2 separate regions of the Homo sapiens genome follow, and region 1 is linked to region 2. A link is an interaction called in ENCODE POLR2A ChIA-PET data of the cell type or tissue named here. Cell type or tissue: B cell. All regions are shown on one strand. Links, peaks and the distances in the headings refer to the core of each region. The heading gives the core; the rest is flanking DNA. Region 1 overlaps PRMT9 (protein arginine methyltransferase 9). Region 2 has its middle 6.8 kb from the start of ARHGAP10.

Region 1 (5,384 bases), core at 158-5,157, 58 kb after region 2:
TCACCATGTTGGCCTGGCTGGTCTTGAACTCCTGGCCTTAAGTGATCCACCTGCCTTGGTCTCCCAAAGTGCTGGGATTGCAGGTGTGAGCGAACGCTCCTGGCCAAGCAATTTATTTTTTAAGTAGGTATTGATACTGATTTCTTGATCAAAGTCATACCCAAGTCTTTTTTTCTATGCAGACTTACAGTCCTTTCCCCCCCATCCTCCCTCTTTTCTTGTATCCTTTGCATTTGTATTGTGAGAAAAAAATATATATATTCATACATATATAGCAATGAAAATACTTATTCTGTTTTTTTGAGATGGGGTCTCACTCTCTTGCCCAGGTAGGAGCACAGTGGCACGTTTTTTAGCTTACTGCAGCCTCAAACTCCCGGGCTCAAGTGGCCCTCCCACCTCAGCCTCGCAATGTCACCACACTTGGCTAATTAAAAAAAACATTTTTTTTCTGTAGAGACAGGGTCTTGCTATGTTGCCTAGGCTGGTCTCAAACTCCTGGCCTCAAGTGGTCCTCTCTCCTTGGCTTTCCAAAGTGCTGGAATTGCAGGTGTGAGCTGCCAGGCCTGGCCAAAAATACTTTTTTTTTTTTAAAGATGGAGTCTTGCTCTGTAGCCCAGGCTGGAGTGCAGTGGCGTGATCTCGGCTCACTGCAGCCTCTGCCTCCTGGGTTCAAGCGATTCTCCTGCCTCAGCCTCCCAAGTAGCTGGGACTACAGGCGCGTGCCACCACGCCCAGCTAATTTTTTATGTTTTTAGTAGAGATGGGGTTTCACCGTGTTAGCCAGGATGGTCTTGATCTCCTGACCTCGTGATCCGCCTGCCTTGGCCTCCTAAAGTGCTGGGATTACAGGCGTGAGCTACAGTGCCCAGCCCAAAAATATTTTTTAAGGAAGAAAAAAAAACCTTTAACTTACTTTATCCTTACTTATTGTCTTTTTAGGTTTTTTAAATTATATTTTCATAGCTTATCATTATGCACACACATTTTTACATACATGTGATAACATAATTCTTATTGTTATTTTTTTTAGACCAAAGGTGAAAGTGCTAATTGTGAAAAGTATGGGAAAGTTATACCAGCAAGTGCTGTTATATTTGGGATGGCAGTAGAATGTGCAGAGATAAGAAGACATCATAGGTAAGTGTATTAGTCCATTTTCACACTGCTATAAAGCACCTCCCAAGATTGGGTAATTTATAAAGGAAAGAGGTTTAAATGACTCACAGTTCTGAATGCTGAGGAGGCCTCAGGAAACTTACAAACATGGCAGAAGGGGAAGCAGGCACGTCTTATATGGCAGCAGGCAGGTTATGGGGGGCAGAGAGAGAGAGAGAGACAGCACGAGACCACGTGGGTGAGTGTAGGAAAAACTACCATTTGTAAAACCATCAGATCTTGTGAGAATTCACTCCCTATCATGAGAACAGTGTGGAAGAAACCGTTCTCATAATCCAGTCACTTCCCTCCCTCAACTTGTGGGGATTACAATTTGAGATGAGATTTGGGTGGGGACACAGAGTCAAACCATATCAGTAAGTGACTATTTAAATAGTAAATATTGAAAAATAGTAATTATAAAGAGAATATTACAGAGGTTAGTTAGTGAATATGTATTTGGGTGAGGATTTGTAGTTTTGTGACCTTTAAATTCATGCTGCTTACACTGGTCTTATTTTTTTTTTTGCCTATTTTAAATGAAACTTCATGGTTAAAGCCAGTTTTTTTTTAATGGAAAATTAATTTTGATACAACTTAGGACTCTAGTTGTGATATATTCATGTAGAAAAATATTAAGTTCTGACTGATTTTAGGTGAAGTTGGAATGAAAGATTCCACTGTGAAAATAAATTTTGGTCTAATTACTTCAATTTCCCTTTTCTTAATAATTTCACTAATACTGTAATGATTTGTAGTTGGGCTGGATGGAATTTTAGGATCTTTCTAAGCTTCTTCCAATAACTTAATCGTAAATGTAGCATATAAATATTTTAGGACATACTGATAAGTGGTTTGAAAAAAATGAAAACCACTGTGAACCCCTCACCAGTAAGTAACTACTTTTCATCTTTGTTATATATTCCTTTACTCTTTTTCTTTGTATGTTACAGGGAGATAGTAAAAATGTTTAGAGATTGGTAGGACACAGGGCACTAACCAGACAGTGGACTTAATTAGCAGATTGGCTGAATTAGAATGTACTGGTTGAATATTAGTTCCATTTAAGTAAATGTAGGTGTGTGTAAATTTAATTTTGTTTAAAAACTCAGTAAATATATTTGCTTTTCCTTTGTGAGCCTTTTCATGTAATAGATTTGGTTCATGACTTTAAAAAATCAACTTCTTGGTGTTGTAGTTACTGGAGTTTAGAATTTTTGGATTGCTTCCACTTTTCTGCTTTTAAGAAGTAGGATAAACATCTTTGCACTTATGTCTTGTGGACTTGTTTCTATTATTTTCTTAGGATAAATTCCTTAATAAGGAATTACTGGGTTAAAGAATATGTACAGTTTTCAGGCTGTAGGGATGCCTTACTGCATTGCCCACCAGAAAAGCTAGGTTGTGTCTTGCTGAGATTTCTTGCTGTAACATGGCTGGACCCCTTCCCTCAATAGTTCCTCTTTAGGAGACCACTAATATTGTTTGTCTAAGCAAAGGAGAAATTAAATGGCTGGTATCTACATTTTGAAAAAGAATAACTTTATTATTGACTCACTTATTTAGCAAATGAGTGCCTGATTACAGTAGAAGCACCATAGGAGCTTTTGTAAAAATAAAAAGGGTTTACAGTTTGATTGAATAGGTGTAGGTCTGGATGAATGAGGCCAATATCTTTTTTTTTTTTTTTTTTTTTTAAACAAAGTTCAGCATTATGGGTTGAGGACTATGAAGAAAGGTGTTGACAAAATAAATGTGAGTGCTACTGTTTTACCTGGTAGAAACATTTATAAATCATTATTATAAAAATTGCCATTTGGCACCTAATCAGCTGAATTTAATGCTCTTCTCAATAAGCAAATGTTTAAGAATATCCAAGGAAACTAAACTTGCCTTATTAGATATAAAAACCTAGAAGTAAAAAACAGCAATGTATTGATGCAGAAAGACAAATACATCAGTGGAACACAATAAAGAATCTAGATACAGACCTTTGAATTTATATGGATTTAGTATATGATACAGGTGTGATATTTCAGATCATTGGGGGAAGGGATAAACTATTCAGGAAATGGAAATGGTGTGCTTCATTTGGGGAAAAAAGTTAGATCCCTACTTTTAATTCTGGGTGAGTTAAACATCTGAGGGCCAAAAAATCTATTTGATGGAGACCTTCCAAAGCAAAACACAGAGTAGGGCCCAGAAGCCACAGAACATTGACAAATGTGACCACATTTTAAAACAATTGAAAAAAATCTATCTGGTGAAGGATACTATAAAGTTAAAAAACAAGTGACAGACTGAGATAAATATTTGCAACTTTTATAACAAAGCATGAATATAATTGTCTATTAATCAGAGAAATGGAAATTAAAACCAATGGGATAACAATTTCTAACTGCTTATGTTAGCACATTAAAGTTGTTTGATATCTTATTTTCTCATAGGTTTATGGAAAATTTATACACTGTTAGTGCAACATTTTAGTAGCTTGATTTGGCCTTTTCTAGCAACACTAAAGATGTTTGTGTCCTTGATCTAGCATTTCCGTGTCTGGGAATCTATCCTGATAAATACTCATACATGTGTGCAGTGATGTGTGTACAAGGATGTTCACTATAATACTGTAATTGGAAAAATCAAAGCAAACAAATTATCTGAATGTTTATATTAGTAAGAAAGTATTTCAATAAATTATGATGTAACAGTCACCTAATGTAGTATTATGCAAAAAAATGGTTAAGGTACATGTATAGACAAGGAAGGAAGTTTATGGCATACTATTAAGTGAGAAAGACAAGGCATAATCTTAGGAGCAGTGAGCATACCTAGAACCCAGATCTTGGTTTTTAAATACCATTTCTCACCAAAAGGAACTATAGCTTCTTGGAGCAATGGCTGATTCCAGTACTGGGGTGGAATAGATTCAATATGATTCTGGGGCATCCTGTATTAGAAAGTGAGGAAGTGCTCAAAAAGGGATTTGGTGGGGGAAAGGGGAGCAAAAGGACACAGCAGCATGCTTGAAGACTCTCCCACTGGCCAAATCTGGGACAATTTAATCACCAAAATAAATAAGGGCCCTAATGGATTGAAACCCACTGAATAAGAATCCCTGAATTTCTATGTATCTTAAGCAGATTAATAAATACATAAATGGGGATAAAAGTACAGCTCGTCCTTACAGTAAATGCCAACTAATAGTATAGAAAAAATGAGGCAGAATTAGTTTTTGGAAGGCAAGAATCATCAATAGATCCTAAATCAATGGAGGGAAATCTGATGAGGATCAGGGCATTTATATAGTTTCAAAGTATCTTTCAAATTACGACAAAAGGAAAGATTGTAAGTATATAGGGAAGAAGCCAGACAACATCTTTTTTTTTTTTTTTTTTTGTTTAGACAGAGTTTCGCTCTTGTTTCCCAGGCTGGAATGCAGTGGCGCGATCTTGGCTCACTGCAACCTCCACCTCCCATGTTCAAGTGATTCTCCTGCCTCAGCCTCCCAAGTAGCTGGGATTACAGGCATGCCTGCCACCATGCCCGGCTGATTTTTTGTATTTTTTTTTAGTAGAGAGGGGTTTCATCATGTTGGCCAGGTTGGTCTCGAACTCCCGACCTCAGGTGATCTGCTTGCCTCGGCCTCCCCAAGTGCTGGGATTACAGGTGTGAGCCACTGTGCCCGGCCTGTTTTTTTAAAAAATTTAATTTAATTTAATTTTACTTTAAGTTCTGGGATACATGTGCAGAACATGCAGGTTTGTTACATAGGTATACATGTGCCATGGTGGTTTGCCGCACCTATCAACCCATCATCTAGGTTTTAAGCCCCGCATGCATTAGTTATTTGTCCTAATGCTCTCCCTCCCCTTGCCCCTATCCCCCAACAGGCCCTGGTGACCACACAACATCTTAACCAAGTGATTAAAGCTAACATCAACAGTAAGATTGCTCCAGATTTGATGCTTTGAGGATGCATTGCTTATATAGTACCACATCCAAAATGTACAGCCTGCAATCTAATTGTGAGAAAACCTTGGACAAACCCTAGTTGGGACCATTCTGTAAAACAATTGGCCTACCTTCTTAAAAAATGTCAGTGACATGAGAGACAAAGCAAAGATGAAGAACTGTTTAAGATGAAAGGAGATTAAAGAGACAGGACAGCTAAATTGAAACTATGACCTGTATTGGGGAAAAAAACTATATATGTATATTTTGATCTT
Region 2 (5,384 bases), core at 306-5,305:
GTAAGTTAGGTGGATGGATATGCCACTTACTGAAAGGATAACATGAGGTAAGAAGCTGTCATGGCAGTGTTGGTGATGACTGGGTTGGAAGGATGCGTTTCAGTATAAACTCATGAAATGTTTGAGATGCCTGGGAGACATTCAAGTACTTAAGTCATGTAGGCACTGACACCCAAATGGCATTTTTATGCTTTACTCAGTGCTTGGATTAGTTAGGGATTTGAATCAATGCAAGCTGGTCAAGTTTCAGTCTACATGAAATAGAGGTTAACAGATAGGAAACCTTCCCTTGATGTAGGTTCTGCTGCATACCATACTGTAGTTTTTGTGTTGTGATGACTCACAAAGTACCTACCTGTAAAGTTAAATATGGGTCTACTGAATCCTTGGATATGTTTCAGGTTGTGAGTCAGAATTAGGTTCAGACACATTATAACAGAAAATCCAAAATCACTGGTTTTTAAACCATAAGGGGTTTAGATTTCCCTCTCTCTCATAAAAAGGAGTCCATGATTCCAGAGTCCCCAAGGAAGCACTGGCTTCCATCCTCAATGTCACCTCATGGTACAAGATGGCTCCTAGAGGTCCTTCTGGGAGGAAAGAAGGGAAAGGATAGAAGGGCCCCTGTCCTCACTGAATCAGCTTCTTTTCTCAGCATTCCTGTGCATCTCACACAACATTTTATTTTTTATCTCATTGACCAGATCTTAATCAAATGGCCACACCTCACTGCAAGGGAAGATGAAAAATGTGGTCTTTTTCCCGGGTACATAAGTGAAATGTGAATTTTCCTACAAAGAGAAAAGGGATAGTAGATTTTGAGCAGGAACCTAGCAGTCTCTGCTGCAGGCTGACACCTTTGTGAGTGAGGTATATAAATTACAGCTATGCCAAAAACTAAATTATGTAAATAGAAGAAATTTAAAATAATTATTTGGGTCTCTTGCAGACTGTGTAAAGCTGCTTTCTCTCACAAGTATTAAAAACAAAACACAAAAAGAAACAAAAATGCCAAAATAGCTTAATTATTGAAACACATCACTGAAAACCTCCACAGCGAGGTAGTTGAAGCTTCTGAAGCAGTTATCAGCACTCCAGCTCCATTTCTCTATGATTCTCTTGGCTCTGCTTGCCTTCTAGGAATTGACTTCAGCCTCCAGAAAGCTTCCTTCATGAGAACCAAATAGCATCAACATTTCCAGACTCACCTACAGGTGAGACAATACCCCTTCCTGAGCTAGAAAGTTGCTCCCTTATCACAACTACTTTAATCTGGGAATCAAAGCATTTCAGGAGACTGCCATTCCCTGAGTCCCTTGGACCTGGAGGCCTGCCGCTCAATTGATCACTGAGCCCAAGAAGGGGGTAATGCCAAGTAGCTTGGGCCATTAAGGGGTCACCTTTGAGCATGGGGCAGGCTGATCCAACAAGATATGAGGATACTACACAACGAGTTTGTGAACTGGTAACCTATAAAAGTATAATGGTGATGCTTGTACAACAATGTGAATATACTTAATGCCACTGAACTGCACGCTTAGAAAGAAAGCATAATGAAGGAAGAGTAAAGGACTCCTTCATCTCCCCCTTTATGTCACTCGTCTTCCTATAATAACCTTTTCTTTTTTTTTTTTTTTTTTTTTTGAGATGGAGTCTCTGTCTGTCACCCAGGCTAGAGTGCCGTGGCGCTATCTTGGCTCACTGCAACCCTCGCCTCCCTTCCGGGGTCAAGTGATTTTTCCGCCTCAGCCTACCAAGTAGCTGGGATTACAGGCATGCGCCATCATGCTCGGCTAATTTTTGTATTTTTAGTAGAGACGGGGTTTCACTATGTTGGCCAGGCTGGTCTTGAACTCCTGACCTCAGGTGATCCACCCGCCTCTACCTCCCAAAGTGCTGGGATTACAGGCGTGAGTCACTGCACCCAGCCATACCCTTTCCTTAAAGACATATGGTCTCACAGAATAATAATAATGGTCCAAATATGTTTGACATTTTAATTACACCTATATTTTTAAAAGAACCTTTTTCTTCATACCACCTCTATTGAGAGTTTGTGACTAGCAGTCTGAGTAATGAAATTTGAGAAAGGCTATGCTATGAACACTAAGCTGGGTATGCTCTGCTGAGAGTCACCCCAGGATCTCTGTATATTCCAGGATTGCAGTGGGTGCACCAGTGCAGTGTGGTGTGCAGAAACTACTACTTGTGCTGGGCGTGGTGGCTCTTGCCTATAATCCCAGCACTTTGGGAGGCTGAGGCGGGTGGATCACGAGGTCAGGAGTTCAAGACCAGCCTGGCCAATATGGTGAAACCCCGTCTCTACTAAAAATGCAGAAATTAGCTGAGTGTGGTGGCATGCGCCTGTAGTCCCAGCTGCTTGGGAGGCTGAGGCAGGAGAATTGCTTGAACCTGGGAGGCAGAGGTTGCAGTGAGCCGAGATCGTGGCCACTATACTCCAGACTGGGTGACAGAGCAAGACTCCATCTCCAAAAAAAAAAAACAGACATGAAGAAAAAAAAAAAAGAAACTACTACTTGTGCCTCCAGCATTTACTAAGCACCCATTATGTGCCAGGTACTATCCTAGAACTGGGACAGCAATAGCAAAAACAAACAAACAAACAAAAACCTAGCATGATTCATGATCTCATGGACTAATATCCTCCAATCAGAGTGAAAGAAAATATATCAAAACATTGCAAATATAAATGTCAAGTGAAATCTCTGGTAAGCACTAGGAAGAAGCCTGCTCTTCAGGGGACTTTGGACTATTCTGAGATGTCAGTGAGGATGTGACAACTGAGCTGAGACCTGAAGCACCAAGAGTGAATGGACAGAGGTGAAGTGGATGTGATGTGCAGAGGGAAGAAGCGTTCCCAGAGGAGGATTTGTGGAAGAACCAGTACAAGTAGCTGAAACTGTGGCCATGTGGCGGGAGCAGCACGGGCTGAGATGAGGCTGAAGAGGGAGTGAGGGCCCATCCTACCTGCTCAGCACCAGCCCTGCTTCTATCCTTGAGAACACTGAGCGTGGGCTTCGGGCTTCGCTGCTTTTTTTCTCAGGAGAGCTCACCTTTTCCAGTACTTCTGGGCATCAAAGCTTGGAAGAGTTTAGGACCTCAAGGAAGTTTTAGAACTAGTACAATTAACTAGGGATATTTGGTCAGCAAATATTGATTGAGTACACGGGGTGGGGAAAGCACTGTGGTAAGCAAGTGCTAAGGCGAAAAAGTCCCTCAACTCAAGCGTTTACAATCTGATATACTCTAGCCATGCAGAATAAGCTGACAAGAGGATAATTCTAAAACAAAGCACACTGCTGCTTCCTCCAGCCAGCCTGACAGCCTGGTTGAGAAGTGGGCGTTCCTACTGAAACTGGGATGGGGAAGAGGGAGGGTGGGTATGTGGGGGAGATTCTCCAGTCCTCCCACATTGAAATTCATATCTTCTCAGCTGGGTGCAGTGGCTCACGCCTGTAATCTCAACACTTCGCAAGGCTGAGGCGGGCAGATCACCTGAGCTCAGGAGTTCGAGACCAGCCTGACACACATGGAGAAACCCCATCTCTACTAAAAATACAAAATTAGCTGGGCGTGGTGGTGGGTGCCTGTAATCCCAGCTACTTGGGAGGCTGAGGCAAGAGAATCACTTGAACCCTGGAGGCGGAGGTTGCAGTGAGCCAAGATCGCACCATTGCACTCCAGCCTGGGTGACAGAGTAAGACTCCATCCCAAAAAATAAATAAATAAATAAATAAAAACTTAAAAAAGAAAAAGGCCAGGCATGGTGGCTCACACCTATAATCCCAGCACTTTGGGAGGCAGAGGTGGGAGGATCACGAGGTCAGCAGTTTGAGACCAGCCTGGCAAACATGGTGCAACCCCCTCTCTACTAAAAATACAAAAATTAGCTGGGTGTGGTGGTGGACGCCTGTATTCCCAGCTATTTGGGAAGCTGAGGTAGGAGAATCACTTGAACCCTGGAGGCAGAGGTTGCAGTGAGCCGAGATCGTGCCACTGCACTCCAGTCTGGGCAACAGAGCAAGACTCCATCTCAAAAAAAAAAAAAAAAAAAAAAAAGTATATGCTTAAGGCTATTTGTTGCAGTAAAGAAAAAAAGAATGCAGCAGCCACTTAACAATTAGAAAATAGTAAAATAAATCAGCATATATTAATTCAATAGGAATCCTGGGTTTATGTGCTTTGATGCCATTAAAATGATCGTTTTTACTCTAAATAATGGACACTGGCATTTCGGAATGCCCAGCATTCATTCCCACTTCCCAACTTTACCATGATTTCCACCGGGGTAATCATTTTCCCACATAACATGTAGTCTTTGTAAAATTCCTGTGCCTGCCTCATGCTAGGGAATCCAGAGAGATCCCTAGAGGTTTGTTCTATAAATCTTTCCTCTCAGACCTGCCACAGCCAAGGGCTGGGCACGTGACCTAAGCTTGGCCAACCAGACTTTCCCAAGACTTTGACTTTTGAACGTAGTAAAGCACTGACAGAAGAAACAGAGTTCATCTTTTCCAGCCAGGAGTGTTGAAATAGACCTGCTGCTGGGGAGGCTACCAGGCTTCTTCCAAAGCTGGTTCTTTAAGACTTCCTTAACACCTCCGTATGCTTCAAATCAAATACCCTTTTGCTTAAGTTGACAGAATCAGTGTTTCTTCCTTGCAACCAGAGATTAGTAGACTCCTAGATTGGTAGTAGAAGGAAACAGACCTTCAGGGAAGTCATGGGGTGTTTAGAATCGATTATCTGGCTGAGATTGAACAGAAAACAGAACACTCCCATTTATATTCTAAAAGGGGAATCTGGTGGTTCATGGCACACACTGGAGAAACAAGTCATTAAGTTATCATCTTAGATTATTTAGTTCTAAGTAGCATGACCTTAAATCCTCTTTTGTTTGGAACTGGTCTGCTTTATACCTATTGTCCTGGCATGCGCTTCGTTTGGCCTGTTTCCCCTGGATTTTGTGTGTTTGTTTGTTTGTTTGTTTGTTTGTTTGTTTTAAGAGACAAGGTCTCCCTCTGTTGCCCAGGCTGGAGTATCATGGCATAACCATAGTTCACTGCAGCCTTGAACTGCTGGGCCCAAGTGATCTTCCTGCCTCAGCCTCCCAAAGTGCTGAGATTACAGGCATGAGCCACCACACCTGGCCTGGATTTCTCATTTTTAAATGGGGTTCTACTACAAATAATGCATAGAAGCTTTTAAAAAGAGGTCGGGCATAGTGGCTCATGCCTGTAATCCCAGCACTTTGGGAGGCCAAGGTGGGCAGATTACTTGAGATCAGGAGTTCAACACCAGCCTGGCCAACATGGCAAAACCCCATCTCTATTAAAAATAGAAAAATAGCCAGGCATGGTGGT

The links. ChIA-PET counts read pairs that join two places held together with the same protein. Peaks named below come from ENCODE experiments on the same cell type or tissue, not always from the same donor. Only the 100,000 strongest peaks of a DNase experiment are listed, where the experiment ranks them.
Region 1: POLR2A ChIA-PET joins it to region 2 with 5 read pairs; 2 of 35 experiments call an interaction of 5 or more read pairs at or near these places.

Annotation. Positions count from the first base shown.
Region 1 is chr4:147,664,295-147,669,678 of GRCh38, reverse strand. It overlaps PRMT9 (protein arginine methyltransferase 9), which reads left to right. Exons shown (of 12, transcript NM_138364.4): 6 at 1,034-1,140. Among named protein-coding and RNA genes, the nearest start is that of PRMT9, 17 kb to the left of the region's middle. In B cell, for the core only: no CTCF peak of the experiment used is centred there; no DNase peak of the experiment used is centred there; H3K27ac peaks cover 502 bases.
Region 2 is chr4:147,722,597-147,727,980 of GRCh38, reverse strand. No RefSeq gene overlaps it. Among named protein-coding and RNA genes, the nearest start is that of ARHGAP10, 6.8 kb to the left of the region's middle. In B cell, for the core only: no CTCF peak of the experiment used is centred there; no DNase peak of the experiment used is centred there.